3 separate regions of the Homo sapiens genome follow, and all the other regions are linked to region 3. Evidence: chromatin contacts called from ENCODE POLR2A ChIA-PET data. All regions are on one chromosome and are shown on one strand. The core of a region is the stretch at or near the end of the contact, and the rest is flanking DNA. Distances in the headings are between cores, read along the strand shown. Region 1 has its middle 100 kb from the start of LINC01972. Region 2 holds the start of PPP1R2 (protein phosphatase 1 regulatory inhibitor subunit 2). Region 3 overlaps XXYLT1 (xyloside xylosyltransferase 1).

Region 1 (2,700 bases), core at 102-2,601, 310 kb before region 3:
AGTATATATCACATTTGTGTTTTCAAAAGTTGTGTGTTTGGAAGCGGGAGGATATTTTAGCTTATTTGCAGGTTTGCTTATGGAACAGCTCTGGAAGACTCTGCAAGACTCTGGTGACAATGGCTCCCCCAGAGGAGGGAACCGGCTAGCAGGGGATGGGGTGGAGTGAGAGAGACCTTTCACTGTGTGTCTCACCCTTTGGGAGCTTTCATATTTTTATAAAATATAAATATATGACTATATTACTATTCAAAATTACAGTTTGAAAAAAGCACCCTGCCTTGGGAGCTGCTGTGGGATAATAATAATCGTTTCCTGCGCTTCTCAGGAGGATTACTTGAGATGATGTATGTCAGCTGCTTAGCTCAGGCTCAGCGTGGCACTCCATGAGGTGAGTCGCATCCCTGTCACTGCTGCTCCAGGAAACAGCAGAGAGGGCCTTGGCCTGTGTATTCGGTTCCCAGGGTTCTCGTAACAAAGTACACAAACTGCGTGGCTTAAAACAAGAGAAATTCCTTCTCTCACACTTCTAGAGGCCAGAAGTCTGGAGTTGTGGCCGGGCCCTGCTCCCTGGGAAGGCTCTAAGGAGGAACCCTCCCTTGCCTCTCACTGCTGCTGGTGATCGTTGGTTCCCTGCATTCCTTGGCTTGCGGCTGCATCACTGCAGTCTTTGCCTCTGTTGTCACACAGCCTTCTACCTTCAGTGTGTCTGTCTTCACGTGGCCTTCTTACAAGGACACCAGTCATTAAATTCAGAGCCTACAGTAATCCAGTACGACCTTGACTTGTTAATGACATCTGCAAAGACCCTATGTCCAAATAAGGCTACATTCACAGGTACCGGGTAATTCCGAGGACACCATTTAACCCAGCTGAGCCTGGCAGTTAATATTCTCACAACCACAAACTCATCCGTGACCCAGGTGAGTCCCTTCTCATTCTGGGCATCTGGTTTCCACCTATAAAATGAAAGGGGTGACTGGAGTCGCTCTAGGCCCCAGCCCAGCCCAGAAGCACTGGGTGTCCTTAGACACTCCTGGACCGGGTCTCAGGTAGGTAAGCCGGGCATCAGGAACAGGACTGAGGAGGCCGAGGCCTGTGTGTGTTTCATGTTGCTGCAGGCGAGGGACGTGCACTGGCTGTCACTGCAGACACTGCAGCCATTGCTGAGGATTTCTGAAGTCCTGAGCCCCTAGGTTCCTGGGAACAATGAAGCTTGAACTCTGTGGCCAGAATCATAGCCCAGAGCTATACTAAGACTCAGTCCTGCCCAGCCCCCTTTTATCACCTAATTCATGGCACAAGTGCAAACTCACATTCTTGTCCAAAGAGGAGTTGGAACAAACTGGATTTAGCGCAGCAGATTCTGAGGGACATCTGAGGTCATGAACTGAGCGGGCGTGTGCTGCTGAGTCAACTCACACAGGCTGCCAGGTACCATCCTCAGACTCCGCAGGAGAGGGTGGGGAATGGGAGAAACTGGAAGAAGCTTCCAAGAGGAATTTGTGGCAAACCTGCTTTACCGTGTTGGTTCCCTTTGGGTAACCAGATTGCAATAAAAACAACAAAGACACTCTCCTCGTGTATGAGAACTTCACACCTCATGAAAAGCTTTATACCTGTTCGCTTGTTTGATTTGATTCTAAAAAGTTGTGTGCAAACAGGGACTTTGATTGCAGTTTTCCAGATAAAGAAACTAAAGCTCAGAGTGGTGCCACACAGGGTCCCTCCCAGGGGCTGCTTCTGATGGCTCATTCAGGAGGGAGACCTTTAGAATTACTGCCCAAATCTCCACCCCAAGGCACCCAACACAGTGTCAGCGTAATCATCTTCCATGGGGACACTCTGTTCTCACATTCTTGTGTAAAGTATGAATACCTGCATTTTATGGAAGATTGCTATTTGTATTGATTTATAACATACAATATAAATGAAAGCAGTGTGTTTGCTATGCAAACACAGGTTCAAGACCAGCCCAGAAGACCCCTCCCAGCACCTAAGCCGTTCCAGATGGGCCTCCTGGAGTGATCACAGTTGTTCTGACTCACAGGAGGCCAGCCAGGATGCTGCCAGGGAGGCTGCCTGTGTGAGCACGCCGTCTGCAGAAGGCAGTCTCACTCTGCTAAGACAGACAGCTTAGCGCCGGGCTCCTGCTGAGGACACTGCCCCGGGGAGAAACCCTGGGCCACCCCACTCACTGTTCTAGTCCCGGGCGGGGCCGGCAGGGCCTGGGCAGGTCAGACTTTGCTGTGGGGCTGGTTTCCACAGTGAGGGAGGAGCCGGTTCCGCTGCTGACTGGTGGGCAGCTCAATGCTTTGGCCAGTCAATGACATGGCCATTAGGCAAATATTTGGGGCTTGATTTTGGTTATGGTTTTTAAAATAGAAAATGAATAAATTAGGCTTGGGGAAGTGGTGTTTTACAGTCACGTGGGAGGAACAGGCATTGAATCTGATTGTCCTTGGGCTGCAGCTAGAATTGCAGCCTCGCCTCTGTGGCATTTAGGCGTTGGCTTAACCACAAATCACAGACCAGAGAAGGCCTCAGTGTCAGAGAAAGGCCTGGAAAGAAGGAAGCAGACACAGAGAGCCACGGACTCACCCAAGGTCACACAGCTCATATCGGGTGATTGAACTGTGTGGGGGTGGAATCACATCTGTCCAGGACATCAGCATGTCACTGGCACCCATCTGGCACCTG
Region 2 (2,700 bases), core at 129-2,628, 360 kb after region 3:
CTAGGTTCCTATATTCTGAGATTTCACAAACATCCTCATTTTAGCTTCTGACTACCAATTTCAATGGTAACTTTTCTTAAGCCTTATTTTCAGAAAGTAGAGTCCTTCTATTTTTAGTATCTTGCAACGCCCAAGCCCCCGTGCACTTCTAACCCACTACAGATACTGTACTGCAACATTTTCTCCGTGCATAAACGCCTACCTTTCTTTTTTTAAAGGCTAGTATATTGTTCCATTATACAAACGTACCGTAATTAATATTTCACCAGCTCTTACTAATGGACTTCCGGTCGTTTCCAATTATATTATAAATATTACATACAATGCTCAGGTCAACAACTTTTTACATGTGTATCTTTAGCGTATGCAAGAGCAACTAAATTACCACTGGGTCATTTCAAGTTGCTCCTCTTTGAACTGTTTTGAGCTTAGATCTATCTCTGAACAGGAACAAAAACTAGAAAGCACCCAAAACTCTGGTTGCAGATGCAGAAATACAGTGTGGCACAATGCTAATGGGGGAAATGGTCTCTTCTTTGACGGATCGCCTATTAGCTTGAGACTAGATCTTAAAGGGTTCCCAAAGCAAGAAAATACACTGTAATTATCGAAGAATTTTAGATACCTCAGAGATGAGGTTAAGAAATAGTAAAAGCTTAACAGTCGAAGATCTGAAGCTTCAATTTCATTCTTTGATGTTCCCGATTACAGAAAGTTCAAAGATGATGTTTAAAAATATTATATATGCCCAAATGCTTAAAAAAAAAAAAGGAAGCATGATAAACGTCATCGCCCAGCCTTCTTAAAGATCGCTCCCACCCGCGGCTAGCCGGGCAGGAGAAGAGACTCGAGCGGCACCCGAGCCGCATCCACGCCGCCCGCCCGCCCCTGGGGTCTGGGTAGGTAACGGGCCCGGCGGGAAGGAGGGGCTCCCAGGCCGTCCCTCCCAGCGCTCACCTCAGCTCCTCGTCGACATTCCCGCGGGGCTGTTCGGCCGACGCCACCATAGAGGAAGTCGTAGAGGTCTTGTTCTTCAAGATCCCCTTGATGGGCCGGTGCGAGGCCGTCGAGGCCGCCATTGCCGGGCGCTCCGGCTGTCGGCTCAGGGTCGCTGCTTGGCGTGGGGTCCGCGAAGAGAAGGGTCGGCACAGCAGAGACTCGCAGGCAGCCGCAGATCCCGCTCAGGGCTAAAGCGGCCGCAACTGCTGCCTCGGAAACGGCTACCGCAGCGGTTGTCACGACACAACGACCCCGACGCCAGAGCCAACGCCGAACGGGTGGCGGCTACTCGCGCACCCTTAGCCACTGGCACTTGACCCGCGGCTCGCGGAGAGACGCCGGCCTAGAGCTCCAGCGCAGGAGCGACGCGACGCCGAAGCCAAGCGGACCCGCCCTCTCGCGATATCTAGGGAGGAGGCGGGGAGAGGGCGGGGCGAGAACAAAGCCGACCTCCTCGCCCCGCCCCCTCCGTCCCGCCCGGGCTGCTCGCCCCGCCCCCGCGCGGCGCTGGGAGGCGGGAGCTGTCTCTGAGAACCTGCGGGAGAGCGCCCGGGCTTGCTGCTTCCCGGACCCGCGCGTCTCTCGAGCACCCTCGTCCCACCACCTTGTGAGGCCGTAGTGTTATTTTTATTTTTTAGATCAGCAGACTGAGACTCGAGGTGACGTCACTCCGCAGAGAGGTTAGCTGACTTGAAGAAAACGGGTATCTCCTCTTTCCATTTCGCCCGTGTAAACAGCCGAACTGCCTATTATAAAAGCATGGACTGCCAGCATTGGAGTGGTCCTTAGAGGCCTATTATGAAATCATAGAATGTCTGCATTGGAATCGCCTCACCTCCTTTTACCGCTGGAGAAGCCGACGGACAGACGGGCAGCGACCCCCGCCGTCGCACAACCCGTCTAGGCAGAGAGCGCAGGAGACGGGAGGGCGGCAGGGACACATCTCCCAGCCAAGGACCTCCTGGGCCCGCAGAGGCCGCGACAGGTTCCCCCCACAGAGGGAACCAACTCTGCCGCAGGTTGATGTGGACTTCAAGCCTGCAGAACGGAGAGCCCATTTCCATTGCTTAAAGCCACCTCGTGTGTGGTATTTGTTATGGTCCCTGTACACTCCCTTCCCTCCCTCTCCCAAGTCCAGTCCGCAGCTCGCTCATCACCAGGCTCTTTTCCATGACTCTTTCTTGATCAGGCCTTTTTATCGTCCTCACCACAGGTTAGAGCACAGCAGACTGAGCCACCCAGAACTGGCCCCTCCGGTGGACCAGCCCCTGCGGATTCACAGACCACTGGTCCTGGAAGGGACCTTGTCAAGCAGGCCCATAAGGTGGCTATTCAGCCTGTTTCTCCAACAACCCCAGGGGCTAGAAGCCCGCCACACCCCCGTGTAACTCATTTTGTTTTTGGACAGCTCTGACTCTGGGAGTTCTTAGATTGAGCTGACACCTCGCTCCCAGCAATGTCTGTCCACTGCTGTGGGGGGTGAGAGGAAGCGTTTTCCCCTATCTAGCCCCTATAGCAGCAGTTTCACTCCCATGGCTCATCTCTGGACCACAGTCTCATCTTCTTTAACACAGGCTCTGTGCCTTTTGAGGATGACCCTGTTCTGTGTCCTTAGGACTCTGCCCCTCAGGGATGACTGTAGGGTTCTGAAAACGATTGTTTTTATCGTCTGGCCCCGAGCCCCTAGCTCCTAGATGAGTT
Region 3 (2,700 bases), core at 58-2,557:
AAGGGCTAACTGAACGGCATGATCTTTAAACCGAAAACATGATTAAACCTTTGCCTTTAAACTGAAACCATGATTAAAATCCCAACTCACCTTGTTGGCTGACACCATACCTCAGACTATCTTAATAAATGGCCTCCTAATTCTGGAAGTTTAAGAAAATCCTCAAAATGGTTTGGAAGAACCCCCCCAAGAAACATTTAAGTCTCCCTGATTAGGTCTACTTACCCAGAAACAAGGTCTCTTCAGGACTCACCGGAGAACCAACAGAATTCCTTCCCCACCCCACACACAGCCGGTAAAACTTCCAATATTTGAGTCTATCATAGACACAGTAGGCTGGGAAAATATTCCAGGGAACTTAGCATTCTGAAAGAAGTGACTACTTCAATTAGGAAAAAAATCTGAAGTTCCCTTTCAGGCCAAATCATTCTCATTCATCTTTACCAATAAAATGGTCTACATTCAAATGGTAAGTTTGATCCCCGCATCATCAATCATCCTTTCAGTTTCGTTTGATCAAATGTTGGGCATTTATACAGCTCATTTTACAAACCATACAAATCAGAAGGTAGAAGTCAGGAGGGCCTGGCACCCCTCATGCCTGCCCTCTTGCAGAGCAGTGACAGCTCCACAAATGACCTCACTCCCATTAAAGAAAAAAGGAAGGAAAGAAGGAAGAAGGAAGGAAGGAAGGAAGGAAGGAAGGAAGGAAGGAAGGAAGGAAGGAAGGAAGGAAGGAAGGAAAAAAGAAAAAGAAAAGGAAAGGAAAGGGGAAGGAACAGAGGGTGCTGGAGAATAGGGAAGAAAGGTCTGTTCTGGGAAACAGAACAGTAGGGGTTTTGGAATGCTCAGTGTCTTAGAACTTAGACTAAAGACTGGAAACACCAGCTCAGGGAATATTCCATCGTGGTCATCTGATTGCTGGAACATGAAACTTGGAGCACATCTGCAGTGAAATGGGGGAGGAATAAAGATACTGAAAGGACATTCTCCAGAACCATGAGGACAGAGAGACTTCAGCAGAAAATAGGCCACTAGTATTTTGGGGTCCTGCTTCAGGAGCAAAACTTTGGTCCAGAGAGGTTTAGGGCTGGGTTTTTTTTTTTTTTTTTTTCACTTTGATTTCTGAGGTCACTGAAGGACCATGGGTAATAAGGTCAATTTGTGCTGATTTATAAAAATCAGCCTTCTGACTTCAGAGCTGTGGCACACATTATTTTAGACTCTGAGGTCATGTTAGTCACAGGTGTTGGGCTGGCCTGGCCTGAGGAGCAGGTCGACACACCCTCTGGGCGCTGAGGGACACAATGGGGACGGCATCTTCACTTTCTTCCTTCCGGTCCTTCCTGAGTGCTTGCAAGTGAGCCCAACCCTTACTTCTCTAAAAGAGGCTCACACCCCATCTACATACCTGGACACTCCCTCTCCTTGCACAACAAGACCAGAGGCCTCTCCCTTCCCTTTCCCACCTCTCTTCAGTCACTTTCACTCAGACCTTTCTTTTCCTGTGAAGGCTTCCTGCTCCCTTGGCCCTCAAGCTCTGAAGACCAGTCCACAGCTTTCTGGCTCTAGGGTCCCTGCAACACCTACCACGAGCTCTCAACCTCCCCTCTCACCTAAGAAGTCCAGGCCACTGTGCTCCTAAGTGCCTGGACCGCCTCCTCAGCTGCCTTCTGCTACATGATCAAGTTTCCCCAGAACTTTTGAAAGCCACCACAGAGCTGCTCCCAGACATGTCATTCCCCTCTTCAAAACCTTCCATTGCTGGTTCCCTCACCACAACCCAACAACTGGAACTCTTCGTTGAGCTTCACTGTGCTCTCCAGGGATCCTCAAGTCCAGACCATTCTTTCAGGTCCATCCCACAGAAGAACGCATGCAAAAGTACTTAAGTCACTGGATGAAAATGCAAACCATATTACTCCATTGGTTAAAATGCCACCAGTGGTTGCAAATCCCACTGTCCCCAGGATAAAGTCCCCAATCCCTCGCACAGCTTTCAAGGCCCTGAATAGCCTGACCGGGGTGTGCTCCAGGCAGCTAAGGCTTCAGCTTCTGGGGCACATCAAGCTCCTTCCACCCACAAAGCTTTTCCACTCAATATGCTCTCGGCCTCACTCTTCTTCCTCCGTGTCTTGGCCTGGCTAAGTCCCACCCACTTGTCTCACCTTAAATGTCACTGTCTGGAGGAAGTCTTTAGTAACAATCCCCCCCCACACACCCTGAATCCCCCACTCGGGCAGCACCTGGACTTCCCCTTCGTTGCCCTTATTGCAGCTGTTCCCATTATCTGCTTAATGTCTATCTTCACTGTACATTCCATGAGGACAGAGACCGACCCCATCTGTTTTTCTAACCCCCATGTCCTTAGCACCTAGGCAAGATCTGGCTCACAGGTGAAACTGAATAAATCTTTGCTGAGTGAGTGAAGTGCTGGTGATAACCTCTCCACGGACCTGGGCCCTCTAACCCACAACACTGGCTGAAGTTTTTTTTTTTTTTTTGAAACAGACTCTTGCTCTGTCACCCAGGCTAGAGTGCAGTGGCGCGATCTCGGCTCACCGCAACCTCCACCTCCTGGGTTCAAGTGATTCTCCTGCCTCAGCCTCCTGAATAGCTGGGATTACAGGTGCCCACCACCGTGCCCAGCTAATTTTTATATTTTTAATAGAGACGGGAATTAGCCAGGCGTGGTGGCGG

The links. ChIA-PET counts read pairs that join two places held with the same protein, here RNA polymerase II (POLR2A).
Region 1: POLR2A ChIA-PET joins it to region 3 with 26 read pairs in PC-9. The contact joins two enhancer-like sites. POLR2A ChIA-PET finds 5 or more read pairs at or near these places in 4 of 52 experiments (HEK293T, IMR-90, MCF 10A and 1 more).
Region 2: POLR2A ChIA-PET joins it to region 3 with 10 read pairs in MCF 10A. The contact joins the promoter of PPP1R2 here to the enhancer-like site in region 3. POLR2A ChIA-PET finds 5 or more read pairs at or near these places in 3 of 52 experiments (MCF 10A, WTC11 and activated T-cell).

The regions. Positions count from the first base shown.
Region 1 is chr3:194,869,545-194,872,244 of GRCh38, forward strand. No RefSeq gene overlaps it. Among named protein-coding and RNA genes, the nearest start is that of LINC01972, 100 kb to the left of the region's middle. Within about 2 kb of position 1,352, at least 28 of the 41 ENCODE cell types and tissues checked have a DNase peak (open chromatin) inside an H3K27ac peak, as active enhancers do; they include PC-9, where a contact is called at or near this core.
Region 2 is chr3:195,541,947-195,544,646 of GRCh38, forward strand. PPP1R2 (protein phosphatase 1 regulatory inhibitor subunit 2) reads right to left here and starts at 1,379. Exons shown (of 6, transcript NM_006241.8): 1 at 958-1,379. The coding sequence starts at 1,079. RefSeq lists a silencer at 1,351-1,590.
Region 3 is chr3:195,184,409-195,187,108 of GRCh38, forward strand. All of the region lies in intron 2 of XXYLT1 (xyloside xylosyltransferase 1), which reads right to left. Among named protein-coding and RNA genes, the nearest start is that of XXYLT1-AS2, 38 kb to the left of the region's middle. RefSeq lists an enhancer at 1-1,029. Within about 2 kb of position 1,308, at least 5 of the 41 ENCODE cell types and tissues checked have a DNase peak (open chromatin) inside an H3K27ac peak, as active enhancers do; they include PC-9, where a contact is called at or near this core.